2 separate regions of the Homo sapiens genome follow, and region 1 is linked to region 2. Evidence: read pairs that join two places in POLR2A ChIA-PET (ENCODE). Cell type or tissue: Panc1. All regions are shown on one strand. Each heading gives the region's core, and the rest is flanking DNA. Links, peaks and the distances in the headings are about the cores only.

What was found. ChIA-PET counts read pairs that join two places held together with the same protein. Peaks named below come from ENCODE experiments on the same cell type or tissue, not always from the same donor. Only the 100,000 strongest peaks of a DNase experiment are listed, where the experiment ranks them.
Region 1: POLR2A ChIA-PET joins it to region 2 with 12 read pairs; 2 of 35 experiments call an interaction of 5 or more read pairs at or near these places.

The regions. Positions count from the first base shown.
Region 1 is chr18:13,649,866-13,663,736 of GRCh38, forward strand. It overlaps LDLRAD4 (low density lipoprotein receptor class A domain containing 4), which reads left to right. Exons shown (of 7, transcript NM_001378100.1): 7 at 1-2,886. FAM210A (family with sequence similarity 210 member A) reads right to left here. Exons shown (of 4, transcript NM_152352.4): 4 at 13,482-13,871. Among named protein-coding and RNA genes, the nearest start is that of MIR4526, 46 kb to the left of the region's middle. RefSeq lists an enhancer at 1-194. In Panc1, for the core only: no CTCF peak of the experiment used is centred there; no DNase peak of the experiment used is centred there; H3K27ac peaks cover 389 bases.
Region 2 is chr18:13,771,377-13,787,669 of GRCh38, forward strand. No RefSeq gene overlaps it. Among named protein-coding and RNA genes, the nearest start is that of MC5R, 45 kb to the right of the region's middle. RefSeq lists an enhancer at 3,672-4,171. In Panc1, for the core only: no CTCF peak of the experiment used is centred there; no DNase peak of the experiment used is centred there.

The DNA.
Region 1 (13,871 bases), core at 6,413-11,412, 120 kb before region 2:
TTGCTCTCCTGCTCACACTGACCAAGAATGCCGCGTGCTTGGCCTACTGAGGTGAAAGGACAATTGAATGACAGGTGGGCAAAGGGAGAACTTCCCCTTCTTGGTGCGAGGAAAGTCACAAATTTAAAAATGTTGCTTCCAGCCCAGATCCTAAATGCTAGTTCTCAGCAGCTGCGTGGCTTACCGTTCGCCATTTCCACCACCGCCAGCTGCCAGCACCGCTACAGATCACAGAGATGTGAACAGACAATGGAAAGCACTCTTAGCCTTGCAGTGGTCTACATTTTTTAGGAACCAATATTTCAGCATTCTTTATTACCCGGCACGCTGTGTCCTTTGCAGAGTTCAAGTTTATGTTACTGCCAGGGTCAGACAGTCATTTGCTGCTGCTGCTGCTGCTGCTGCTTCTCGAACTGGATGCATTAGGAAGCTGCTGTCTGAGTGTAGGAATGTCTTGCTAAGAAAGCAATGTCTTCCTTCATCCTTTTCTTTCTTCCCTCTGCGTGTCCTTGTTTTTGTGTAATGCGGGAGAGGGTTAGAGCTATAGAGATTATATATACACTATCCGTGCACATTATATATATGTAGATATACCCCTATCATGTCAGAGATCTGCATGTCAGTTTTTCAGCAACTAAGGTGCCTCATGTTCTGAGTTCAGCAGATATAGGAACCAAGCCGCCCCCTCCTGCACTTGATGCTCCCACCTTTGTTGTGCCTCACTTAAAATGGTGCTTTTTTCAGTTGTCTGTCTTTTCTTATGTTTTTATTTGTAAGGTGCTGTATATAAGTTGAATATATTATGCACATATCCTACCCAATGGGTAGAACAAAAAGTTGTTAATACTGTAATATAATGTATAGATGATACCAATTTTAACAGAAATGGCATAGAATTTGTGAATGCCTATGTGCTTTGTCCTCTTTTGTAAGGAAATTTGCAAATGGATGCATACAGATTAAAGTCTATGTAGTTTATTTTCCTATTAAATATCAATATTATAACACAAGAGAAAGAAGTGTGAACAAACAAGCAACAGTTTATGACCAGCGTATATATAGCAATGGAAAGTTGCATCTTTGCTGTGAAAACACTTTAAAGAAAATACTTTTTAAAAAATCCCACAGCTTTTTGGTTGCCACTAGACGCTTCTTATTTTAATCATTTTAGTAATGCTCAGCTGGACCAGTGTTAGTTATATTTGAGTCAGAAAAATGTTGTTTTTCAACTTGCTTTATAATCTCCTGCATCTATCTCCTGCTGTAGCATCACGAAGGTGTCAGGCAACAGTGAAAAGTGCACATTTTTGTTGTTGCAGAAACTGTGTCAGAGGAATAAGTAAATCAGCCTGCAGCAGAAGACTTTGTTCAGCTCCAGAGGCATCTGTGACCGTCTGTGTCCAAGTCTCTCTGTGCCTTTTTCTTTTACAAACTGAAGCTGTGGAGCCAATGAAGTAACAGTAGAGATTGTAGGGAAAGAATACCTCAGGAAAAACAAATACACTTACAAGAAGACCCTGTTCTTAGAAAATGTGTTTAGTTATGGGTTAGCACTAGAAGAGACTTGGCTGTCAGCCAGCCAAGTGAAGGACCTCTCATCCATTCCCATTCATGTCCCATCATAATACGGACCCAAAAAGCAAACTCGGTTTTGCCATCAGTTAGAAATTACGTTTTGGATTGTATATTGTTACATCTCTCTTCCGGCTTAGTTTTTAGTGTCTGATTGTGACCTCTGCATTTATCTTCAAATACCCTAATTTTAAAACAAAAGAACAAGAAAAGTTTATAACACCATGTTCACTAAAACCACGGTTGAATCTTGGGTGTGGGCATCCTTTCGAGTGTTGTCCATAAGAGCAGTTCGTGGAATTTTGCCCATCTGACCCATATTATCAGCTTATTCTGCCACCAGAGTAGAGTCTAATAAATTCCAAAGTTTTTATTTGCTCCATGGTGTATGTTCTGACTTTGAAAATGTCAGATTCTATAATCATACCCCTAACATCCAGGAAACAAATGACAGATTATCTTTAAACTGAAATTGACTCTACAATGCAACCCTTAATGCTGAATGGATTAAAAAAGTCAGCCCTTTTAGTATCTGTTTGAAAGGGCCGTAAAAAGTTGACACTTTTGTTGTTGTGGATCCTGCGTGTCTAGACCCACGTGTTGTTTCCATCGTATACTGTAGGGTGCACCCCTTGGGATTCATCATTAAGAACTGAGGCTCACTGTTGTCAGAAACAAAGCTCCCACCCCCCAGGTTCAACCTTGTGGGAGAACTGTTGAGCATGAGAATGTTCTAGACTCAGAGGTACTAAAATTTGTTACCACATCATTGCTTCCTTTCTACAGGACGAATTGAGGCTTAAACTTTACTGTTAATGATACTGGTTCATTTTAATGTGCTTGTTGGTATGTTGCTATTTTTCATTTCATAGCTTTCAAAAATCATGCTAATTGTATACTTGTCTAGTTTAAGGCTATTTTAAAATATGTACAATACTATTCACAGCATTTAGTTCGTTTAATTTTTATTATAAAGCAATCTACTAAAAAAGTACAACTGTATTTGAACTTTTCAATAGTTGTTTGTGAGCTATGATAATCAAAAGTCATTAAAGTCTTTTTTAACAAACATTCGTGCTTACTTTTCAACATAATTCCCAGTTATATACAGAAAAAGATTTCCACCTGTCACGTATCTGCCTCTTTTACCTGAGCAATGGTGTAGTTCTTAGACCTAAGGTCTGTAATTGCAATACTTTTAAAGAAAGATGTTGCTCTAAGTGCTGTTTGTTAGTTATGAAATCAGATTTTTCTGCTTGTTCTTAATGCTGTGGTCAAACCATAGCACAAAATCATTAAAAATAATCAGCGGCATACATTTGTCCCTTGGGTTTTTGTTTTGTTTTTCTTTGTCTTTCAGCAACAAGGCACATGCATGGGGAAAATGCTGTGTGTTTTAAGACCTGTCTCAAAGAAATACTTCCTGTGGCTCCCTAGCTAAACTTCCCACTCAGCTTGTAGTCACTCTGACTTTTCAAAAAAATCACTACTTCATATTCTACTAGAAGCAATTCTGGTCAGATCATGATTCGTTTCCCAATGCTGGGTTCTACACAGGTCATTCAGACAGTCATCAGGTCCCCTCATGCAAGGAGTCCCCAGAGAAACTGCTCACCCCACCTGAGGCGCCCAGGGAGGACTTTCTAGATGCCTCAAAAAGTCTTTGGGTGGCTGTCACACAAAACCGAAATGCTCAGCCCAAAATATGAACAAGATTCCTAACAATGACAACTATTCCACAATGGAACAGACCCCCTCAGTGTGTGTTTTAAACTCCTTGGCATTGGAGGTCTCCAGTCAGTGATAATGTAACAACAGAGAGGCTCTAAATTTCCTACACCGAGAGACTAGAATAGTATTATCTCTATGCTCTAAATAAGAATATGGGTTCACAGATGATGACTGTGTGTGCATAAAACCCCACACGATCTACCAAACTACTAAAGTGGATTTAGCATGGTTGCAGGATATGCAATTTATTTTTGCATTTCTATGTACTTATAATTAGCAAATGGAAACTGAAATTTTGAAAATACCATTCAAAATGGTATGGGCCCCAAATTCTGGTATGGGCCCTAAATTCTAATGGTACATCCATTTTCGATTCTGAATTAAATTCTTTCTTTAAGATTATTTTGGAAAGGGGATTTGAAGAGAGCTATAAGAAGGAATAGAGCAATAGGAAAGTTTCTTTCCTGTCAAACAGCAAATAGTCACTAATTAACCACACCACACTCTGGAATAAATTCTGTAATCTCTGAATTTAGCAAACCATTAGAGAAATATTAAAGATACCCCCCAAATTTGCTAACGCTAACAACTATGCAAACTTTGTTCCTGCAGACAGCTCTGCACAGAAGGAATGAGGGGAATCCAGGCTTGGGATCCCTGCTTATGCAGACCATAAGCAGCAAATCCAGTAAAACCTGGGACTGGCTTCTCACAACGGAGACACAGGGCTCCTCTCTCCCCCACTGTCCCTGGGAGGCTGTACCAGCTGTCACTTTAGAAGCTGTCTCAGAGCCAAGGATGTGGGAACTGTTAGCAGAGGAAACAGGCAAATGAGAGAGGAGAGAGAAAATACAAAAGGTATGCTGAGCTGGTTCCCACTACGGGCCAAGGGGTTCAGCCACACTCGAGAAACCATGCAGGCTGTGCCTCTGAAGGACAGGAGGCTGGGACATCTCATCTGCCCACTGCTGAGGAGTGCCCTTACAGGTTCATCTTCCCAGCCACCCTGGCTGTGGACTGAGCAAGCTCAGAAGGCTTCAGCAAAATACCTGAGACAGAAAAACAAAGGCTTGGAAGTGCTTGGAAACTGCTGGTGCACAAAGGAACCGCCCGCTCTGGCTGGAGCTGAAGCGTGGGAGCCAAGAAGCACTCGGCTCAGATGCCTCGGAGACAGTGCAAACCAAGCGACAGACAGAACGGGCGGGGTTGGAGGGGATGATGGCAGGGAGAGAGGGCAAGCGCTATGTCCAATGCCCACACCACTGCCTTCTGTCTGAACCCCCTCCTTGACGATGGTCTCGACACCACCCTGCCCTGGGCCTCCTTAATGCTCCAAAGCTCGTGAATTTGGGTTCTCCATTGTACTTCAGTGCCACCTGACTGTTCCCAAACCCCTCCAACTTCTGAAGCTAAGCAATTCCTGGCTTTCTTTCACCCACTTATTTTAGTCATTTGTTTTGCAAACAGAAGTGTCAACAGCTGAGCAGAATCCACCTGGCCACACACTCACCTGGTTGCCCTCTCCCCACGGCCAGGGGGACTGCCAGAAAGGCATGCTTGAAATAATCCCTTGGAACCTTCCAGAGACCCACCCAGAGTGGGCCATGGAATAAAGCCCCTATTCTGCTCTCCCATGATGACATGTGCACAGCATATGAGTCTGTTGCTGAGAACATTCTAATTAGATTTCCTTCACTACACTGCCTTGATGTTTTGTTTGAATGGATTCTAATTCAAACACACATTTTAAAACAGCTTCCCAAAAGTCTTAATGTCATGTTTCTGTCAAGACTCTAGCTTTTGCCTTAATAATGCAAACCTCATTCACCCAACTTTACCCTTTCATGCTAAAAAAATCAGAAGTGCAAAAGCTCAGTTTTTGAACATAGCAGAGTGGTGACTAAAAATACTTTCTAAAGGACTTACTAGTAAGCACATACATTTTTTTTTATTATTCTAAAAAAAAAACTGCAGCTGTATATAGCGGCTCTTATATCACTTTCCCTGCTTACGAAGCCATTTTCATTTACAGAGTTGTATTTGTCTCCACTGTTACCAGTCATCTATAAGCACAAAACGTTCTGGCAACCTACACCAGCACCTAGAGCAAGCCACTCCACGCAGGCCCGGGGGCCACTCCACGCGGGCCCGGGGGCCAGGGCTTCAGGGCAGTAGGTGAGGCGCTGTATTTGGCATGGGATTCCCAGGTGATCTGGCTCCTTGAATATTTCCCGCTTACAGTTAAAGGGCAGCACAGGCTTTGAATCTTAATAGACCTGGGTGGTCCGAATATTAGCTTCATCTCAAATTAATTAATGTCCCTGACAGGTTTTAAAGTCTCATCTATAGAACAGCAACAGCGATACTTACCTGGCAGGACAGTTGTGAAGACCCAAGGAATGTGCACGCCGTAGGGCCTGACATGTGGGGCTCCTCGTGAACCATGGCTGTTATCGCTAAAACTTTCTTGTTCTAGGCTGGGCGTGGCGGCTCACGCCTGTAATCCCAGCACTTTGGGAGGCCAAGGCTGGCGGATCACGAGGTTAGGAGATCGAGACCATCCTGGCTAACACGGTGAAGCCCCGTCTCTACTAAAAATACAAAAAGTTAGCCGGATGTGGTGGCACGCGCCTGTAGTCCCAGCTACTTGGGAGGCTGAGGCAGGAGAATCACTTGAACCCGGGAGGTGGAGCTTGCAGTGAGCTGAGATCATGCCACTGCACTCCAGCCTCAGTGACAGAGCAAGACTCCGTTTCAAAAAAACAAAACAAAACAAACAACTTTCATGTTCGAGATTTAATTTAAAAATTTTTTGCCTGAATACAACAGATTTGTAAATGCCCTTCGCCTTTGGAATGCCCTCCACACTAAATGGCTGCAGCTTAAAATCTCAATGAAATAATCACAGCACTCTGGGAGGCCGAGGGGGGCAGATCACCTGAGGTCAGGAGTTTGAGACCACCCTGGCCAACATGGTGAAACCCCATCTCTACAAAAATATAAAACTTAGCCGGGCATGATGGCAGGTACCTGTAATCCCAACTACTCAGGAGGCTGAGGCACGAGAATCGCTTGAACCCGGGAAATGGAGGTTGCAGTGAGCCGAGATCATGCCATTGCACTCCAGCCTGGGCAACAGAGGAGACTCCATCTCAAAACCAACCAACCAACAAACAAAAAAACATCCCAGTGAAATAAACAGGTGCTGATTTTATGCCCAGCAATGAGTACCACAGGGGCTTAGAGCACCGAGTGACAAGGCAAAGACCAAGTCACTGGGCCCAGAACTTCCTTTCCATGAGTTTGAGATCAGCCTGGCCAACATGGTGAAACCCTGTCTCTACAAAAAATACAAAAATTAGCCAGGCATGGTGGCGGGCGCCTGTAAGCCCAGCTACTCGGGAGGCTGAGGCAGAAGCATCACTTGAACCCGGGAGGCAGAGTTTGCAGTGAGCCGAGATGGTGCCATTGCACTCCAGCCTGGGCAACAAGAGTGAAACTCCATCTCAAAAAGGGCATTCCTAACTTCTGAGGGAACACCTATCAATCATCAGAAAGCCATTAGGAGATTATTATTGGCTGTACAGAAACCTAAAGAGGTGGCAGTCTTACACTGCTGGGGTCATCAGAAGGGAAAGGAAAGAGAAATAGAAGGGAACCACCAAGCGGATATTGAAGCCAAAAGAGCCGCAAGGCAGGACCCTCCATTAGAAATGCTTATAGAAGGACCTCTAGTATGGGGTAATCCCCTCTGGGAAACCAAGCCCCAGTACTCAGCAGGAGAAATAGAATGGGGAACCTCACGAGGACATAGTTTCCTCCCCTCAGGATGGCTAGCCACCGAAGGAAAAATACTTTTGCCTGCAGCTAACCAATGGAAATTACTTAAAACCCTTCACCAAACCTTTCACTTAGGCATTGATAACACCCATCAGATGGCCAAATTATTATTTACTGGACCAAGCTTTTTCAAAAATATCAAGCAGATAGTCAGGGCCTGTGAAGTGTGCCAAAAACATAATCCCCTGCACTGCAGGCTATACATTTCAATCCCTGTATCTTTAACCTCCTTGTTAAGTTTGTCTCTTCCAGAATCGAAGCTGTAAAACTACAAATAGTTCTTCAAATGGAGCCCCAGATGCAGTCCATGACTAAGATTCACTGTGGACCCCTGGACCGGCCTGCTAGCCCATGCTCCGATGTTGATGACATCAAAGGCACCCCTCCTGAGGAACTCTCAACTGCACGACCCCTACTATGCCCCAATTCAGCAGGAAGCAGTTAGAGTGGTCATTGGCCAACCTCCCCAACAGCACTTGGGTTTTCCTGTTGAGAGTGGGGACTGAGAGACAGGACTAGCTGGATTTCCTAGGCTGACTAAGAAAATCCCTAAGCCTAGCTGGGAAGGTGACGGCATCCACCTTTAAACACGGGGCTTGCAACTTAGCTCACACCCGACCAATCAGGGAGTAAAGACAGCTCACTAAAATGCTAATTAGGCTAAAACAGGAGGTAAAGAAATAGCCAATCATCTATCGCCTGAGAGCACGAGGGAGGGACAATGATCAGGATATAAACCCAGGCATTCAAGCCGGCAATGGCTACCCGCTTTGGGTCCCCTCTGTTTGTATGGGAGCTCTGTTTTCACTCTATTAAATCTTGCAACTGCAAAAAAAAAAAAAAAAAAAAAAAAAAAAAAACCTCCATCTCAAAAAAATAAAATTAAAAATAAATAAATTACATCTGTTTCTTCTACTTCATTACTTTAGTTATACAGTTGTTTTAATGAAGCACTCTGCAGTGGGGGCGGTGTTTATTATAGCCTTTGTAACAAAATGTGAAAACCCAGAAGGACCTAGGGAGAATAAATGGTTCAAAATCATTTGGCTTCTTGCCTTGCTTCCCCCACACCCTCTCCTGCCCTTCCTCCTTTCCTCTGGCTTTCCTTGTCTGAAGGATTCAGGGAAAGCACACGTGGATCTGGACACTGTCACTCACCATTCTCTCCACTTGCCTAGCTCAGTCCTGAAGCAGCCCTGGATGCACCCAGGGTCCTCGGGCAGCCTCTCCTGTTGACGGGCCTTCTCCTTCTGCGTTCCCTCTGCTGACACTGGCCGACCCACCTCCTTCAGGAATGATATGTGCAAGCACTTAGCCTTGTGCCTTACTGACAACGCCACTGTAAACCCCAGAACACTTTCCTCCTGTCTCTTGCTCTGATACTTCTTTCACCATCTGCTGGTCTCCCTCTGCAAGGGTTCCAGCCAAGGAGAACCGGCGATGGGAGAGGCAGGGTGCCTCAACCTGCTGGGTCCTCAGCAGCCTGATGGAGGGGCCACCGCTTCTACAGGGTTCTCACCACACTTGCTGTTTAACCACCATGAGTGACAAAGGCAAATGCCACACAGCAATTCTAAGCCCATCAGGTGCATGAGACACCAAACACCGCTCACAGACACTGCGGAGGGCACAGACTGGCTGTGTAGCAGGCACTGCAGTGCAGAACTGCCCACACAGTGTATGAGGGGCCAGGGTTTTTGTTTGATTTGCATTTTATTGTGGTAAAAATACTTAACATGAGAGCTACCCTCTTACCACATTTTTAAGCATATAATACAGTACAGGTTTTAAGGTTGGTAATTTTCATGGAATTCAGAGGCCAACCTCTATATTTTGGTGAAAACTAACAGTTCTTAATCTGAACTACTCAACACTAAAATTTTCCACAAATGGCAGCTTCTGATCACTTCAGATGTTCCAGTGATTGGTAGCAATTAAATGGAAAATTCCAATCTGAGCTGGCTCCAAGTATGCCACAAGTACAGGATCAGAAGCTATGACCACTGTCTGACCCTCCTCACAGCAGCAAAGCAGGAAACAGCAAACTCAGTTTGTACCAACGGGGCAATGGGGAATTTCCTGAGGTCAAATCCTCCTTGGATGTGTGAAATATTTAAACTTAGACGCAAAGAAACTAGATTTAATAACTGTTGCCATTACTTGCCTTCTAGTACGGATTTGGATGTTTCAAAATAGTGGCCGAGCACAGGGGTTCACACCTGTAATCTTAGGGAGGCCAAGGTGGGAGGATTGCTTGAGGCCAGGAGTTCAAGACCAGCCTGGGCAACCTAGTGAGACCCCCCCGGCTCTACAAAAAGCGAGCAAAGAAACAAACAACAAAACTGAAATTAGCTGTGCTTGGTGGTGTGCACCTGTAATCCTAGCTACTTGGGAGGCTGGGGTGGGAGGACTGTTTGAGCCCAGGAATTTGAGGTTGCAGTGAGTTACGATCCTGCCACTGTGCTCCGGCCTGGGCAAGAGAGCCAGATCCTGTCTCTAAAAAAATAAATAATTAAAAAAAAAAAGAAAGGGGCTGGGTGCAGTGGCTCACACCTGTAATCCCAGCACTTTGGGAGGCTGAGGCGGGTGGATCACGAGGTCAGGAGTTCAAGACCAGCCTGACCAAGATGGTGAAACCCCGTCTTTACTAAAAATACAAAAATTAGCCAGGCACGATGGCAGGCACCTGTAATCCCAGCTACTTGGGAGGCTGAGGCAGAGAACTGCTTGAACCTGGGAGGCGGAGGTTGCAGTGAGCTGAGATCGCACCACTACACTCCAGCCTGGGCGACAGAGCAAGACTCCATCTCAAAAAAAAAAAAAAAAAAAAAATATATATATATATATATATATATATATATATATATATGTAATTTATATATGGAAATAGCTACCTAATGGCTTTGCCAACACCAAGCCCACCCAGAAAGTGACAGACATCACTGAACTGGCTCACATAAGTCTCCCATCTCATAGTCCATCCCAGGTGAAGGAGAAAATGAAGCTGGAGCATGAGAAATTTTAATAAATACACGTTTCCTTCCTGCAGTCAGAAACTGAGGTCACAGAAGTGACTATCGTCCCATCCTATCACTTTAAGGACAAAAAGATGAAAAGAGATCTAAAAGAAGCTGAAAGGCAAAGAAGATGAAAGCACCAGCAGAGGAGGAAGGAAAGGAATATTTATAATAAATTGACTTGAGCTTCTGTCTCCAAAAATACAAGGGATTTCAGAAGCCCCAAAGCCTGGCCTCTTACCTGAATAATTGGCACCAAAGGAAAGCACTAAACTGGAAGTTGAGATCCCAATTTTAAATCCAATTCTTTTGTATTTCTTTCTTCAACTAAAAATATTGGTTCTAATGTGACCCATGAAATGTCAAATTCATTGGTTCTATAGGCGTAGGGTTTATGTTGCAAAAAACTATTAATCTAAAATGTGTTTGAAATGCAATTAATGAATGTTTCTCAACAAAAATTGCATTAGGTTTTGTGGACATATTTGTTCAATAATATTCTCAACTTTTTGTTGGAATATGAGACTTTTATTTCGGGACCAAAAGAAGTGAGGAATGCAAACTGCGACCCACTGTATCCTGCATCTTCTTGAATAATGAGAGGATAAGAAGTGCATGTTGATGCAACACTATGGCAACAAAGCCCTGTAATTCCAGCTCCAGGCTGCAGCTGAGCACGTGAGGACTTTTGGCACCCTTATCATAAGAGAACCAGAGTCGCCACTATTCTTAGAGAAGCAAAGCAACTGCACTAATTAAGTCACCATATTAAGTGTCCAAAGAAAATACTGACTCAAATGGAATAAAATACACACTAGTCAAAATATGCTTCAGCCATTATAAAGTCACAAATCTTGTACAAAGAGGAGCACAGACGGTAAGGCTGAAATACACGTGTATGAGAAAATGCCATGTGTTCATTAAAAAAAAAAATCACAGGTTTTAGAGTTAAACATCTAATTGGTATAACAGAAGATCCAGAATTGCCATCATTTCTTATCACATGCTTAGAATAGCCTTTACGGAACTATCAAAATAGAGGATAAGGCTGACCTTTGCCATGTATTTGATTAAAAAATGAGGGGAAGTTCGTTTTATCAAAATAAAAAGGATGAAGTTTAGGTTTTAATGTTGTTTCTCTAAGAACTAAAAATGGCCTAGTATCAGTCAAATGCAGCTGGAAGTTCACTGTCCTCTTTCTGGAGACAGTGTGCCTATCCTCCCCTAGAGACTGCAACAGGGAGGCCCACACAGAAGCGTCAAGCAGAACGTGTACCTGACATGCTCAGGGCAAATTTGTCTTTTTCTTTCTCACTTCAAAGTTTTTCTAACATTTACATTGTTCAAAATCCAAAAGAGAAGAAGCTGGACAGAGGGAGGGAGAGGGAAGGGAGGTTGTGTTCAATCCTCACTTTCAAGGACAGTGAAAATCTGCTTTGGCTGCAGGCAGGACGTGTTTAATTGTATTCAACTTTTCTTATGGGGCATGTTGTCCCAGAGAAAACGCACTGAAACATGCTTCTCCACAAGCGCCCTTCATCTGTAGAGACTTGATACTCTGAGAATGCCTCTGGCGGCCTGTGCATCTCTCCACTATGACTGTCCAATCAAGTCACCGGAACAAAGAACAGGCTTCATGTTATACACTGCCCTGGAGGTTTCTGAAATCAGGATGCATTCTTTCTACTAAGAAAATAATTCTTATCATAATTGCCACAAGATAATTATGATCTGTAATTATTATTGTTGGTGACTGTCAATGATGCATAAAGAAGAATACAGCTTGATTTTCAAAGCCTAACCCTGAAGAAGCAAGACAATTAAAAGCTTGTTTTGACTACTTAAAATGAACAAACTTGACACAAAAGTCACAAAGGAAAAATTCTAGAGGGAAAATATCATCAATTGGCCTGACTCAGCATTTCTCAAAGACAAGTTACAAGCGCCAAATGCAGGGGAAAGATGTTTCAAGAACCAGAAGGTCAGGCCAAAATTCATGATTGCAGATGAATTCTGGGAAGGAGGTGTGGTCCCCCAGACCATTCAAGTCCAGAAAGGAAGAATGAGGTCTTGACTCCCATTGTCCTCAGGGAACATGATGCAGTACGTTCTGCAATCTCATTTAGTACTAACTTAATACTACATAACATACAAATGATCCAAAAGAGAACAATGTTAACATCTGCAAAATGAATAGGTAAAATTCCCCACCTCTGGTTCTATAGATTTCTGGCTCAGGTGGTTGAATTCCAAGGCAGGCAGCAAAGAGGCTCCCACTTCTCTGAGTGCACATGTGCCACTCAGGCATCTGGGCCAGTATGATCAGACACACTGAGACACCTCCATGCTCATAAGGACAATTGAGTAGTGAGCTTTCAGTACCAAAAAATGTAAGTGGCTTGCAAAAAAGATATTTAAACAGGTACAAACAACTTTGGTGACATTTAATCTATTTTATTTTAGGCCTTATAGAAACTCAATTTTGAAAATAAAAAATAAATGAAGGCCCCCATTTCAAAAAATGAACTTTGGCCAACAGAAAAAATATGTCCACATTACCTAACAAGTTATATTTTCAGAAGGAATCCTTTAATTCAGAAATGTGTATCTCACAAAAACATCTTCTCAACATATCATTTCAGAAAAAGCAGGAAAGATGACTTTTTTTGCCTCATTGGCTAAAAATCATCTTCTGTCCATTCCATTGTAATTACTATCTTCTACAGCAGCCTGATTCATGTCTGAATTGGTTAAGAAATCCTGAATGACCCAAACCCAACACTAAGAACACAGAAAGAAGCTCAGTGTGTCAAATATACAATTTCCTTCTTTTCTTCAAACATCTTTCTGCGCATACTATTAAGATCTTTAAGGCCAGGCGCGGTGGCTCATGCCTGTAATCCCAGCACTTTGGGAGGCCGAGGCGGGCGGATCACGAGGTCAGGAGATCGAGACCATCCTGGCTAACACGGTGAAACCGTCTCTACTAAAAACACAAAAAATTAGCCGGGCATGGTCGCGGGTGCCTGTAGTCCCAGCTACTCGGGAGGCTGAGGCAGGAGAATGGCGTGAACCTGGGAGGTGGAGCTTGCAGTGAGCCGAGATCGTTATCACTGCACTCCAGCCTGGGCGACAGAGCGAGACTCTGTCTCAAAAAAAAAAAAAAAAAAAAAAAAAAAAATATATATATATATATATATCTTTAAAATTCCTGGAATTATCATCTAAGATCACTGAAACAAGAGAGCCAGTATCTCCATTTCATCCTGAGCATAAAGCATTTGTAAGTAAGTGTAGATTCTGTGACAAATAAACACACGATTATATTTCAAGGGATAAATTTATTATTTTCACTACTGGGAGGTAGGTAATCTCAGTATAAGCATTCTTTTTCTCCTTTCTTGAAATCTGTAAACAGCACCCTGCTGTATGTACAAAAGGCTGTCTCAGTGAAATACATTTTTTGATGTGGTTGGTTTTGCTCTTATTCCTGAATAAACTAAGTCTCTCACCTAATCCATCTTTCATTTCAAATATCAATTTGCTTAGCAAACCCTTTTTGTGCATTTTACACAGGCGAATCTCAGTCCTAGCTCCCTCCCCACCCGGTCAACACACCTCGCATAAATGCAGACATGCCTTTAGCCAGGCATGGTGGTGTGCACCTGTAGTCCCAGCTACTCAGCAGGCTGAGGTGGGAGGATCACTTGA
Region 2 (16,293 bases), core at 4,925-9,924:
CAAAGAAATATAAATTGTTTCACCATAAAAACACATGCATGCGCATGTTTATCATAACACTATCCATAATAGCAAAGACTTGGAATAACCTAAATGCCCATCAATGGTGGACTGGATAAGAAAAATGTAGTACATATACACGATGGAATACTATGCCGTTATAACAAAGAATGAAATCACGTGCTTTGCAGCAACATGAATAGAGGTGGAGGCCATTATCTTAAGCAAATTAACACAGGAACAGAAAACATGTTCTCACTTCTAAGCAGGAGTTAAACATTGAATACACATGAATACAAAGAAAGGAACAGTACATACCAAGGCCTACTTTAAGGTTGGGAGTGGGAGGAGGCTCAAAAAACCTATCTATCAGGGAAGTCCCATTCCGGCTCCCCTCTCTCTTGCAAGAGAGAGAGCTGTTCTCTTTTCTTTTTCTTTCACCTACTAAACCTCCACTCTTAAATCAAAAAACAAACAAACCTACCTATCAGGTACTATGCTTATTACCTGGTTCACAAAATAATCTGTACACCAAACCCCATGACCTGGAATTTACCCATATAACCTGTACATGTATGCCCTGAACCTAAAATAAAAGTTGGAATAAAAAAATGAGCAAATGTTGGTACCATGCATCTTGTACAGACTGCAGAACCATGAGCCAAATAAACCTCTTTTCTTTACAAATTACCTAGCCTCAGATATTCTTTTATAGCAACATTAGATAGATTAAGAATGGAATTGCAGGGTCATAGTACATACATCATGTTCATTTTTAATGAATACTGCCAAACAACTTTCCAAAGTTCCAATTGTCCAACATCTTCAGCAAACTTAGTGGTGTCAGTCTTTCATGTTATTCTGGTAGGCATGTAGTGGTACCTTATGGCATTAGTTTTCATTTCACTGATTATTAATGAGGTTGTGCACTTTTCAGGTGATTATTGGTTTTTGTCCTGGTGTGAAATAGCTGTTCAAACTCTTGCTCACTTTAGGAGGCTGAGGGTTGCTTGTCTTTTTTATACTGACATGTTAATTTTTTAAAATATATTTTTGTGTTCTGTGTACAGTTCCTTTGTTGAATATATTGTGTTGTGAGAATATGTTTAAGGAAAAAAGCTCTTAATTTTAAGGTAGTACATTTACCGATGTTCTTTATAGTAAGCATATTTTGCTTAAATGTTTGTCTGCTCCAAGGTCATGAAATGTTCTGTATTTTCTTCTTTTTTTTCATTTTTTTTATTATTACTATTTTTAGACAGTGTCTCGCTCTGTCACCCACGCTGGAGTGCAGTGACATGATCTTGGCTCACTGCAACCTCCACTTCCCAGGTTCAAGCGATTCTCCTGCCTCAGCCTCCCGAGTAACTGGGACTACAGGCGCATGCCACCACACCCAGTAATTTTTTGGATTTTTAGTAGAGATGGGGTTTCCCCGTGTTAGCCAGGATGGTCTCGATCTCCTGACTTTGTGATCCGCCCACCTCGGCCTCCCAAAATGCTGGGATTACAGGCGTGACCACCGTGCCTAGCCCTCTATGTTTTCTTCTAAACTCTTGTTTTAAATATTTAAATATGAAATCTTACTGAATTGATTTTTGTTGATAGTGTGAGGTAGGGTTTAAGCTAAAAGTTTTTCCTTATGAATTTCCAGTTGGCCCAGCATCATTTTTTTTCTCCAAGCAACATCAGAACAGACCAGCACCATTTGTTGAGAAAAATCATCCCTTCCTTGCTATACCAGTTTTACCTTTGTCATGTGTAAGGTGATCATATATGTGTGAGTATATTTCTGGACTCCATTATGTTCACTGATCAGCTTGTTTCTTCTTACACCAGTAGCATACTGTCTTAATTATTATGTTTTTATAATCAATCTTGATAGTATATTGTGTAAGGCCTCCATATCTGTTTCTTGGTTCTTTGCATTTCCTTCATGATTTTAGAATCAGCTTATAGACAGGGCAATCTTGATATGCATTTGCTGCCACCCACCAAACGCATCATTCAACTGCCTCTGCAGTTTTAACCAGACAACTAAGAGTAATTTATTCCTCTTTTCACCTTAAATGTAACCACTTAAATGAGGCATTCTAAGCTTCCTAACAACACATGAACAAGCAGGACTGAAGCAGCCTCTTGAGGCACAAATCCATAGGTACTTAGGAAATTTAGACATACTTTCTTTATAAGGCCATTCTTGTATGGCTATAAAAAAATACTCAAGACTGGGTAATTGATAAAGAACAGAGTTTTAATTGGCTCACAGTTCTTCAAGCTGTATGGTAAGCATGGCAATGGTGTCTTCTTGGCTTCTCAGGAAGCCTCAGGGAACTTTAAATCATGGTAGAGGGTGAAGTGGGAGCAGGCACATCACATAATGACAGCAGGAGCAAATGAGAAAGAGTTGGTGAAGGGAGAAGTGACCCACATTTTTAAACAATTGCATCTCATGTGAAATCAGAGGGAGAGCTCACTTATCACCAAGGGGATGACCCAAACTAGTAATGAGGAATCAGCCTCCGTAATCTAAACACCTCCCACCAGGCTCCATCTCCAGCATTGGGGATTACAACTCAACGTGAGATTAGGGCAGGAACAAATATCCAAACTGTCATTCTGCACCTGACCTCTCCCAAACATCATGTCCTTCTCACATTGCAAAATAAAATTATGCCTTCCCAATAGTCCCCCCAAGTCTTAACTTACTGCAGCATTAACTGAAAATTCCAAAGTTCAACGTCTCATCTTGGACAAAGCAAGTTCCTTCCAACAGTGAGCCTGTAAAATAAAAAACAAGCTATTTACAATGGGAGTATAGGCATTGCATAAACATTCCTGTTCTAAAAGGGAAGATCTGGCCAAAAGAAATGGGGCTACAAGCCCCACACAAGTCTGAAACCAAGCAGGGCAGTCATTAAATCACAAAGCTCCAAAGTCATCTCCTTTGACTCCATATCCTACATCCAGGGCACACTGGTGCAAGAGGTGGGCTCCTGTATTAGTCCATTTCTTACACTGCTATAAACCTACTACCTAAGACTGGGTGATTTATAAACAAAAGAGCTTTAATTGACTCACAGTTCTGCATGGCCGGAGAGACCTCAGGAAACTTACAATCATGGCAGAAGGTGAAGGGAAAGCAAGGTATATCTTACTTAGTGGCAAGAGAGACAGCGTAAGGGGGAACTGCCAAACACTTTTAAGCCATCAGATCTTGTGAGAACTCACTTACTATGATGAGAACAGCAAGGGGGAAACTACCCCCATGACCCAGTCACCTCCCACCAGGTCCCTCCCTTGACATGTTGGGATTACAATTCAAGACGAGGTTTGGGTGGGGACACAGACCAAACCACACCGGTTCCACAGGCCTTGGACAGCTCTGTCCCTGTGGCTTTGCAGGGTGCAACTCTCCCAGCTGCTCTCACAGTCAGGAGTTGAGTGCCTGTGACTTTTCCAGGCACAGAGTGCAAATTGCTGGTGCATCTATGATTCTTGGGTCTGGAGGGTGGTGGCCCCCTTCTGACAGCTCCATTAGGCAGTACCCAGTGGAATCTCAGTGTGGGACTCTAATCCCACATTTTCCCTTGTCACTGCCCTAGTAGAGGTTCTCTGTGATAGTTCTGCCCTTGCAGCAGGCTTCTGCCCGGACACCTAGGCTTTTTGATACATCCTCTGAAATCTAGGTGGAGGCTGCCAAGCCTCATTCACTCTCACATTCTGTGCACCCGCAGGCTTAACACCACATGAAAGCCATAAAGGCTTATGGCTTGCATTCTCCAAAGTGGCAGCCTGAACTGGCCCCTTTAAGCCCTTACTGGAGCTGCAGTCGCCTGGATGCAGGTAGCAGTGTCCTGAGATTTCACAGTACAGCAATGACCTGGCTCTGGCCCATGAAACCATTCAGCCCTCCTAGGCCTCAGGGTTTGTGATGGGGGGTGCTGCTGCCAAGGTCTCTGAAATGCCATTAAGGCCTTTTCCTTATTTTCTTGGCTATTAGCACTTTACTCCCTTTTAGTAATGCAAATTTCTCTAGCAAGTCGTTGCTCCACAATCTGCTTGAATTCCTCTCTCTCAGAAATTGCTCTCTCTCTCTGAGAAATTCCTTCCAATGGATACCCTAAATCGTCATTTTGAAGTTCAAACTTCCACAGATCCTTAAGGCATGAATGCAGTGCAGGCAGGTTCTTCGCTAAGGCCTAACATGCACGACCTTTTCTCCAGTTCCCAGTAAATTTCCCATTTCCATATGAGACCTTGTCAGCCTGGAGTTCACTGTTCATATCACTATCAGCATTTTGGTCACAACCATTTTACCAGTCTCTAAGAAGTTGAAAACTTTCCCTCACCTTCCTGAGCCCTCCAAACTCTTCCAACTTCTGCCCTGTACCTAGTTCCAGAGTCACTTCCACATTTTAAGGTATCTTATAGCAATGCCCCACTCCTTGGTACCAATTTTTTATGTTAGGCCTTTCTTGAATTGCTATAAATACCTGAGACTGGGCAATTTATTTTAAAAGAGGTTTAATTGGCTCACAGTTATGCAGACTGTACAGAAATCATGGCAATGGTATCTGCTCAGCTTCTGGGGAAACCTCAGGGAGCTTTCAATCATGGCAGAAGGCAAAGTGCGAGTTGGCACATCATATGGCAAAAGCAAGAGCAAGAGAGAGATAGTGGTGGGGAGGTGCCCCACACTTTTAAACTACCAGATCTTATGTGAACTTAGAAACGAGAGCTCACTTATCACCAAAGGGATGGCCCAAGCCATTCATGAGGGATCTGCTCTTATGATCCAGTCACCACTCATCAGGCCCCATCTCCAACACTGGGGATTACAATTCAACATGAGATTTGGGTAGGGCAAATATCCAAACTATATCACTTTCCCTTATCAACCATGGCTTCTCAGATTTAAAGGTAGATTTCCTACCACCCTTATCAGTGGGATACAATTTACTTTGTAAAAGCAAACACTCGGGGAGTAGTCAGCAAAGAGCAATTGGCCACTTACATAAAGGTTAGATGTCAGGAGGTAATAAGCCTGCAGAAAGAATTGTAAAGGCAGAAATGTCACAGCCTGGCTTGTAACTCTTTTTTTTCTTCAAGACGGAGTTTCACTCTTGTTGCCCAGGCTGGAGTGCAATGACATGATCTCAGCTCACTGCACCCTCTGCCTCCCAGGTTCAAGTGATTCTCCTGCCTCAGCCTCCTGAGTAGCTGGAATTACAGGCACGCACCACCGCGCCTGGCTAATTTTTTGTATTTTTAGTAGAGACGAGGATTCACCATGGCCAGGCTGGTATTGAACTTCCGACCTCAGGTGATCTGCCCACCTCAGCCTCCCAAAGTGCTGGGATTACAGGTGTGAGCCACCATGCCTGGCAGCTTTTCTCCAGACAACTTTTCATATTATTTATAACTATTAATTTTTCCAGCAATGGCAATCCAATCATACCAGTAAATTGAATAGAATTTTTAAGAGTTTTTTCCCAAGATTTTTTTCTTTCTTTCTTTTTGGCATGTATTACTTCTCCTAAACTGGTAATAAAATGAAGTTACCACTATATGCAAATACATTGCTCTTCTCACAAAAGCGAATATATCACTTTTAATCACATGGTAAATGTTTTCACTATTTTTTTTTTTTTTAAGAGATAAGGTCTTGCTCTGTCGCCTAGGCTGGAGCACAGTGGTACGGTCATAGATCACTGCAGTCTTGAATTTCTCAGCTCAAGCAATCCTCTTGCCTTAGCCTCCCAAATAGCTAGGACTACAGGCACATGCCATCACACCTAGCTAATTCAAAAAATTTTTTGTATAGACAGGGGTCTTGCTATGTTGTCCAGGCATGTTGCAAACTTCTGGCCTCAAGCTATGCTCCCACCTCAGCAGTTGAAAGCACTGGGATTACAACCATAAGCCACTGTGTCAGGCCTTTTCCATTATGTGATGATAATAGTGATAGCTAATATTTTAAAGCAGATACCATTAATTACATCATCTTTTAACTCTTGCCAGCATTAATACAAAATAAATGCTGTATTATAATTATTATTATTTTTTCTTTTTCTTTTTGAGACGGAGTCTTGCTCTGTCCCCCAGGCTAGAGTGCAGTGGCGTGATCTTGGCTCACTGCAAGCTCCGCCTCTCGGGTTCACGCCATTCTCCTGCCTCAGCCTCCTGAGTAGCTGGGACTACAGGTGCCCGCCACCACGCCTGGCTAATTTTTTTTTTCTTTTTTTGTATTTTTAGTAGAGATGGGGTTTCACCGTGCTAGCCAGGATGGTCTCGATCTCCTGACTTCATGATCCACCCGCCTCAGCCTCCCAAAGTGCTGGGATTACAGGTGTGAGCCACCATGCCCAGCCTATTATTATTTTTTTAATGATGCTGATGAAGAAAACAAAGTTGAATGGAGCTAAATGGCCCAAACTCAATGAATGAGTGTTGATGCTGAACTTCCATCCAGACTTGTGAGAATACAAACCCAAATTTCCTAACCTCACTATATTGTGTGTATTGACTATGTATTTATGGTCATCTGAACTCCAAGAAACCTTTAGAAATTATACAGTCTTGCACCTTTACTAGGGAGCATTTGAAAGTGAACACTTAAAGCATCAGATGGATGAACATGGATTTAAATTTAGCACCAGATATTGAGATCTCTTGGTGAACTACTCATGATTTATCAAAGAGGCATTCCAAGAATAATTATTGTTATTTACATTAAGTCTTCATTCTGGAATTTTACTGTACATGACAGATAATTAATTTTACACTGTATTGGCTGAATGGTATTAGAACTTTTCCAGATTTTTCTTTTTTAGAAAACTTAAACAGAAATATTTTGAACAACACAGGTTTGAACTGTGAGGATCCACTTTTCTGCAGATTTTTTTCAACCAAACATGGATTGAAAATACAGTATTCACGAGATGTGAAACCCACATATACAAAGGGCTGACTTTTCATGTACACAGGTTCTACAGAGTTAACTCCGGGACTTGAGTATGCAGGGATTTTGGTATACTTGAGAAGTCCTAGAACCAATCTCCCATGTTTACTAAGGGATGACTGTATATAGTCTTTCAAATTTCTTATATGATAGAATATAATTTTAAGTTATGTATGTTTAATTTAGATCAACATATTAAAGTCCTATAAATGTTGTTTATAATGTCTTTCATATATAGAAGGATATTTTTTTCTAGTTTTTTTCATTTACTAAGTCAAATGCCTTTATTTTAAATCATGAAAATATTAGTATAATTTGTTAAATATCATTTGAAATGATACAGTTTTTGGTTTGGGTACAAAATATATATTAAAATATATTTAACTTTTAATTTTTAAAATATATTTTACAGGTTATGCCATTAACTTAACATATATTTTTAAAGTTAATGGCATAACCTGTAGAATTAATGGCAATTTCAATCTGTCCACATATGTTCTAAAAAACACACAGGTGGCCAGGTGCAGTGGGTCACTCCTGTAATCCCAGCATTTTGGGAGGCTGAGGCTGGTGGATCACAAGGTCAGGAGCTCAAGACCAGCCTGGCCAAGATGGTGAAACCCTGTCTCTACTAAAAATACAAAAATTAGCCAGGCATGGTGGCGGGTGCCTGTAATCCCAGCTACTTGGGAGGCTGAGGCAGGAGAATCGCTGGAACCCGGGGGGCAGAGGTTGCAGTGAGCCAAGATTGCACCATTGCACTCCAGCCTGGGCGACAGAGTGAGAATCTGTCTCAAAAAAAAAAAAAAAAAAAAAAAAAAGAACAAAACAAAAAACAAACAAAAAAATCCCCCACATAGGCTAACAAGAAGAGTAAATAAAAATTACCCATAGCTCACACATACAGCTTAACTAGGAGACAGAATACTATATAAACTACAGTTTCCATTGAAGTAGTTGGAGGTTGGGGTGGCGTAAATAGAAATAGCTCCAGAGTCTACACCAGAGCAGTTTCAGAAGGAGACAGTACATAAAATAGAGAGGGCAGTAATAAAATAACCATCAGAAATTGAGAGTGCCACCCTGAGTAGACGAATGATGAAAACAATAAATTTCTTCCGTGGACTCATGAAAACAGCTATTATCTGGCAAGCCCAGCAGGTGGGCCAGGGTACAGAATGACCACTGGTAAATTTAGATAGTGACAATGCATAAAGAAAGTCATCAGAATGATTTGATAAAAAAGACTTAGTGGAGGCGGAGTAGAAAACAGGTTTGAAGCTGGGCGCGGTGGCTCATGCCTGTAATCCCAGCACTTTGGGAGGCTCAGGCAGGTGGATGACGAGGTCAGAAGTTTGAGATCAGCCTGGCCAACATGGTGAAACCCTGTCTCTACTAAAAATACAAAAATTAGCTGGGCGTGGTGGTGCGCATCTGTAATCCCAGGTACTCAGGAGTCTGAGGCAGGAGAATTGCTTGAACTGGGGAGGTGGAGGTTGCAGTGAGCCAAGATTGCACCACTGCACTCCAGCTGTGGGCAACAGAGCAAGACTCCATCTTGGGAAAAAGAAAAAAAGAAAGAAAGAAAGAGAGAAAGGAAGGAAGGAAGGGAGGGAGGGAGGGAGGGAAGAAAGAAAGAAAATAGGTTTGATTGTTGGAGAAGATCTCAAGAGGTAGCATTTGAGCTCAGACCCGAATAATCATATAAGGCAAGAATGCCCCAGTCTAGGAGAATAGCAAATGCAAAAGCTTAAGTCAAGAATAAGACTGCAATTTCAGAAAATGAGAGTAAGTTATTTGAGTTAATTGAGTAAAGTGATGAGTGTTATATAATGGATGCATAGAGATAGGCAGGGACCAGGTAATGTAAGACCCTGTAGGTGGTGGAAAAAGTCTGGATATTTTTCTGAAGTCAATGGAAAGCCACAAGGGGTTTATGAGATATGAATGTAATCATCCATTCTATGTTTTTGGTAACCAAAGCAGCAGGATATTGGTATAAAAATAGATACATTGACCAATGGATCAGAATGGAGAACTGAGAAATAAAGCCACATATTTACAGCCAACTCATCTTCAACAAAGCCAACAAGAACTTACATTGGGGAAAGGGCACCCTCTTCAATACGGTGCTGAGAAAATTGGAGAGCCAGTTGCAGAAGAATGGCGCTGGACCCTTATCTCTCATCATATACAAAAGTCAGCTCAAGATGGATTAAAAACTTAAATGTAATAACTGGAACTTTAAAAATACTAAAACCTAGGAAAAACTCTTTTGGACATTGGTCTACGCAAAGAATTTATGACTAAGACCTCAAAAGCACAGGCAACAAAAACAAAAATAGACAAATGGGACTTAATTAAACTAAAAAGCTTCTGCACACAAAAAGAAATAACAGAGTAAGAGACAATTTGTTGAATGGGAGAAAATATTTGCAAACTGTTCATTCAACAGAATACTAATATCCAGAATATACAAGAAACTCAACAGGAATTCCATTAAAAAGTGGGCAGAGGGGCCGGGTGCGGTGGCTTATGCCTGTAATCCCAGCACTTTGGGAGGCTGAGGCGGGTGGATCACGAGGTCAGGAGATCGAGACCATTCTGGCTAACATGGTGAAGCCCCATCTGTACTAAAAATACAAAAAATTAGCCGGGCTTGGTGGCGGGCACCTGTAGTCCCAGCTACTCAGGAGGCTGAGGCAGGAGAATCGCTTGAACCCAGGAGGCAGAGGTTGCAGTGACCTCAGATCATGTCACTGAACTCCAGCCTGGCAACAGAGCAAGACTCCATCTCAAAAAAAAAGTGGGCAAAGGATACGCATAGACATTTCTCAAAAGAAGACATACAACTGGCCACCAGGTATATGAACAAATGCTCAACATCACTATCAAAGAAATTCAAATGTCAATAAATTTTAAAGTATTAAAATCATATACAATATTTTTCTACCACAACAGAAATTTATAAAAGAAGAAAATTTGGGAAATCCACAAATATTTGGAAATTAATACACTTTTATTTTCATGGACCAAGAGAGAAATCACAAAATATATTAAGTGGAATGGAAAAAACACATCAAGACACATGGGATGCAATGATAGCAGTACTTAGAGGGAAATTTATAGCTACAAATACATATTAGAAAATACGGATGTCACATCAATAAACTAAGCTTTCACTCAGTAACTGGGAAAAAAAACTAAACTCAAGACAAGAAGAAAGAAGCAAATAATAAAGATTAGAGTGAAAAATCAATGAAATAGATAACAGAGAAGCAATAGAGAAAGTTGGTGAAATTAAAAATTAGTTTTTTAAAAAATTCAACAAAACTGACAGATCTTTAGCTAGACTGATCAAGAAAAAAAGACAAATTAGTAAAATGAGAAATGAGAGGACTTCACTATCAAATTTATAAAAATTAAGGGACTATAGTGGAATAACATGAACATATTTAGGTCAACAAATTGGACAACTTAGATGGAATAGACTAATTTCTCCAAAGATAAAAATACACTCAAAATACTAAAAATGACTCAAGAAGAATGAGAAAATCTGACTAGTAAAAAAAGGTAATCAGTGCCTTAAAATCTCACCAAAAAAGCCCAGGCCCAGATGGTTTCACTGGTGATTTCTCTCACATTTAGAGAAATAATACTAACCCTTTATAAACTCTTCCAGAATAGAAAGGAGAAGGGAACAATTCCCATCTCATTCTATGAAGATAGTATTTGCATATCAGAGGCAAAAAAAGGGCATTATTTTTTAAAAACCTACGGACAAATATTTCTTACAAATGTAGATGCACAGATCCTCAACAAATCACTAACAAGCAGAATGCGGCAGCATATACAAAGAATTGTACACCATGATCAAGTGGAATTTATTCCATAGTGCAAAGGTGACTTAATATCTGAAAAGTAATATATTGCACTGTACTAATAGAATGAAAGATAAAACCACATAATCATCTCAATAGATGAAGCATTTTTACAAAATCCAACATCCCTTCATGATGACACTCAGTAAAACTGGAATAGAAGGGAGCCTCTTTAATCTGATAAAAGCATCTACAAAAACCTACAGCTAACATTATAACTAAAGATAAAAGAAAATAAGAAACGAGGCAAGGATGCTCAATCTCATCACTCCTATTTAACATGGTACTGCAGGTTTTAGCCAGTGTAATCAAGCAAGAAAATCAGATATGTATAGATAATCCTTGGAAATTCACAAAACTGTGAGTTCAGCAAAGTTACATGATACAAAATCAATATGCAAAAGTATTTGTATTTCTATGTCTTAGCAATGAACAAATTAAAGATGAAACTGAGAAAAAATGTAATCGACAATAATAATAATGCAGGAATAAATGTAACAAAGTGTAAGGCTTGTACACTGAAACTATAAAAAGTATTGCTGAGGGAATTAAAGATCTAAATAAGTGGAGGGATATTTCATGTTCGTGGATTGGAATGCTCAGTATTGTTAAGATGTCAGCTCTCCTCAAATTAATCTATGGATTCAACATAATACGCATAGAAACTCCAGCAGGCTTTTTTTTTTTTTTTGCAGAAATTAACAACCAGATCTGAAACTCTATAAATTAATGCAAATGACCCAGCATAGTCAAAACAATTCATAAAAGGAACAAAGTGAAAGAACTTATACTTCTTGATTTAAAAAATTACTATAATTCCAAATAAGACAATGAGTGTGGTATTGGAATAAAGATAGACATCCAGATCAATAGAATGAAATGTAGAGTACAAAAATAAACCCTTATATTTAGGTCCATTGATTTTCAAGAAAGGTGCCAACACATATGGGGAAAGAATAGTCTTTTTGACAAATAATGATGAAACAGTTTTAAATCTTACCTCACACTATATGCAAAAATTAATTCCAAATGGATTTAAAACCTAGTTTAGGAACTGAAACCATAGGATCTTTAGAAGAAAACATAGAGAAAAATCTTCATGACCTTGGGTCAATCAAAGGTATTTTGGATATGACACTAAAAGAATACATTACAAAAAAATTGACAAATTGGACTTTGTCAAAATTTAAAACTTTGTGCATCAGACAATGTCATTAAGAAAATAAATAGACAATCTACATAACGGTAAAAAATATGTGCAAATAATATTTATGACAAAAGTCTTCTATTCAGAATATACAAAGAACTTTTACAACTCAATAATAAGGCAAACAGTCTTGTTTACAAATAGCCAAAATATTTGAATAGACATTTCACAAAAGATATGAATGGCAAAAAGCACAGGAAAAGATAGTCAACATCATTAATCATTCAGAGATTCAAATTAAAACACAACACAATAACACTTTTCACCCGTTAGAATGGCATAATCAAAATAGACAGTACTAAGTATTGGGGAAGATATAGAGAAAAAGGAGCTCTTGGCTGAGTGCAGTGGTCAAGCCTGTAATCCCTGCACTTTGGGAGGCTGAGGCTGGAGGACCACGAGGTCAGGAGGTCGAGACCAGCCTGGCCAACATGGTGAAATCCTGTCTCTACTAAAAATACAAAAAATAGCTGAGCATGGTGGCGGGCATCTGTAATCCCAGCTACTCGGGAGGCTGAGGCAGGAGAATCATTTGAACCCCGGAGGCAGAGGTTGCAGTGATCCCAGATCGCACCATTGCACTCCAGCCCGGGTGACAGGTGATAGGGCAAGACTTCGTCTCAAAAAAGAAAAAAGAAGAAGAAAAATAAAAAGGAGCTGTCATACACTGCTGATGGGAATGTAGAATGGCACAGCCACCACTTTGGAAAGCAGTTTAACATTTTCTTAAAATGTTAAACATAAATTTACCATATGACCCAGCAATTCCACTCCTGGATATCTACCCAAAGAAAATGAGAACATATGTCCACACAAAGACTTGTTTAGGAATCATAACAGCTAAAAGCATTATTCACGACAGCTAAATGCACATGTCCATCACGTGGTGAATAGATAAACAAAATATGATATATCCTTATAATGGAATATCATTAAATAATAAGAAGGAGCTAACTTGTTATCCACGGGTGAACCTCAAAAACATGCTAAATGAAAAAAGTTGGATTTGAAACATTACATATTATATGATTCTATGTACAGGAAATGTCCAGAAAGACAAGTCTACAGAGCAGATATCAACAAACATTTGGCATAAAGGGCAATACAGTAAATATTTTAGGTTCTGTTGGCCATAAAACAAAGCTCTCTTACAACTATTCAATTCTGCATTTTTCAGGAGAAAGCAGCCACAACATATATGTAAATGAATGGGCAGAACTGTGTCTCCGTAAAACTACAGTTGATCCTTGAACAACACAAGTTTGAGCTGTGTGGGTCTACTTATACATGAATTTTCTTTCACCTCTGCTACTCCTGAGACAGCAAGATCAACCCCTCCACTTCCTCCTCCTCAGCCTACTCAATATGAAGATGACAAGGATAAAGACTTTTATGATAGTCCACTTCCACTTATTTGTGATAGTCCATACTATTATGAATAGTAAATATACTTTCTCTTCTTCATGATTTTCTTTATAATGTTTTCTCTAGCTTACTTTATTTAAGAATATAATAGATAATACATATAACGTGCAAAGTGTATGTTAATCAACTATTTATTTTATTAGTAAGGCTTCCAGTCAACAGTAGGTTATTAGTAGTTATGGAGTCAAGTTATATGTGGATTTTTGACTGTGCATGGAGTTGATGTCCCTAACCCCTACATTGTTCAAGCATCAATTATATTCATAAAAACAGGCCACAGACTGGATTTGGCCCATGACAGTAGTTTGCAGACTCCTGCTATAGAGGAAAGAGTACATTAATGGTTGTCTGGAGCTGGGTGGGGGTGAGGAGGGTGACAACTGCAAGTAATTGAAAAAGGTGAAGGGGAATATTTTGCAGATAACAGGAGTTGCAAACTACTATTAAAGAAGAGCAAGAGGAGAAAAGTCAAAGAAGAATATGCAACAGAGAGGATTCTGTGAAGACAATGGAGTAGGAAGCACCAGGAGTAATCTCACATGCCCAGGGAAAGGCACAGACTCAGAAAATACCTAAGAAATCTTTAAGTTTACACCTCAAGCTAATCCTTGGCACAGAGACAGCCTACAATAATAAAAATCAATACACAAATAAAAACAATAACAAAAAAACCCCCACAGTTCTCTCTCCGTGCAGCAGTCTCCTCTCTGGTGGGGTGCCTGGAAGTGCTCCAGCCACTCTGACTCCCAGCTCTGCCTGACTCCTGGCTAGCTGGCTAGCCCAACTAGCAGCCTGCCTCCCTGAACTTCCAACTCTGCTCCTCAACTCAAGGAGGCTGCCTGTGTTCCCAGCTCTGTGCCATATCCTGGGAACTCTCTAAGCAATAAAACTGAGGCAATCATAGGACTCACCCGGATAGTGAACGTTGTACCAAATAGGTAGTTTTTCAGTCCTTGCCCTGGCCCTCCCTCCCTCCCTACTTTTGGAATCCTCAGTCTCTACTGTTCCCATCTTTATGTCTGTGTGTACCCAAGGTTTAGGTCCCACTTATAAGCGAGAACATGCAATATTTGGTTTTCTGTTTCTGCATTAATTCTCTTAGGGTAATGGCTCCCAGTTGCATCCATGTTGTTGCAAAGGACAAGATTTCATTTTTTATGGCTGCATAGTATTCCACAGTGTATATATACCATATTTTCTTTTTTTTTAATTATTGTACTTTAAGTTTTAGGGTACATGTGCACAACGTGCAGGTTTGTTACATATGTATACATGTGCCATGTTGGTGTGCTGAACCCATTAACTCGTCATTTAGCATTAGGTGTATCTCCTAATGCTATCCCTCCCCCCTCCCCCCACCCCACAACAGTCCCCAGTGTGTGATGTTCCCCTTCCTATGTCCATGTGTTCTCATTGTTCAATTCCCACCTATGAGTGAGAACATGAGGTGTTTGGTTTTTTGTCCTTGCAATAGTTTGCTGAGAATGATGGTTTCCAGCTTCATCCATGTCCCTACAAAGGACATGAACTCATCATTTTTTATGGTTCCATAGTATTCCATGGTGTATATGTGCCACATTTTCTTAATCCAGTCTATCATTGTTGGACATTTGGCTTGGTTCCAAGTCTTTGCTATTGTGAATAGTGCCACAATAAACATTCGTGTGCATGTGTCTTTATGGCAGCATGATTTATAATCCTTTGGGTATATACCCAGTAATGGGATGGCTGGGTCAAATGGTATATACCATATTTTCTTTATCCAATCCACCATTGACAGCCACCTAGGTTAATTCCATGTCTTTACTTGCTTTTTAGAATCAATTCCTTACCCATACTTTTTCAAAGTTGTTTAGTTTTTTTCTAGCCTTTTGAAATGAATGCTCAATTCAGTGATTTTAATATATTGTGTATAAATATTACCTCCTTTAAGGCTATGAATTAGCCTCTGAAAACAGCTATATAGTCAGCCCTTCATATCCATAGGTTCTGCATCTGTAGAGTCAACCAATTGTGGATCAAAAATATTTGGGGAAAAATGATGGTTGCATCTATACTGAACTTGTACAGACTTTTTTTTCTTGTCATTATGCCCTAAATAATAGAATATAGCAAATATTTGTAAAGCATTTACATTGTATTAGGTATTATAAGAAATCTAGAGATGATTTACAGTATACAGGAGGATGTGCATAGGTTATATGCAAATACTGTACCATTTTACATCAGGCACTTGAGCATCCATGGCTTTTGGTATCCGTGGGGAGTCCTGGAACCAATTCCCCATGAATACACAGAGACAACTGTATTAGCGTATTGGTTGTTATGCTTCAAGCTACAAGGAATGGAAAACAACTACAAGTAGCTTAAACAAGAGAGAATTATTATCCCATTGTATTAACTATATTTTGTTATCTTCTGCATTCATGATAATCTGGCATTTGAGGCCTTGATGCTGGAGAAACTGCCCCTCCTAGGATTAGCTCGTTCCTAAAAAGCAAATGACTCCCCTGCAATCACACCTTTTTTATACAAACCAACCGATCCAGAGCCCACAGTTATACCTACTTCATAGGACTGGTGTAAGGAGTAAATGATTATGTGTGTATGCATATATGGGTGTATGTATGTATGTATGTATGTATCTGTCTGTCTATCTATCTATCTATCTATCTATCTATCTATCTATCTATCTATCTATCATCATCATCTCTATGTATAGGCCAAGTTAAAAACATATAGTGGATTCTCAATGTTTATTTCATTCTCCCTTTTATAGTTGTAGCTAATATAAAATCAAAAACTTTTCACATCTT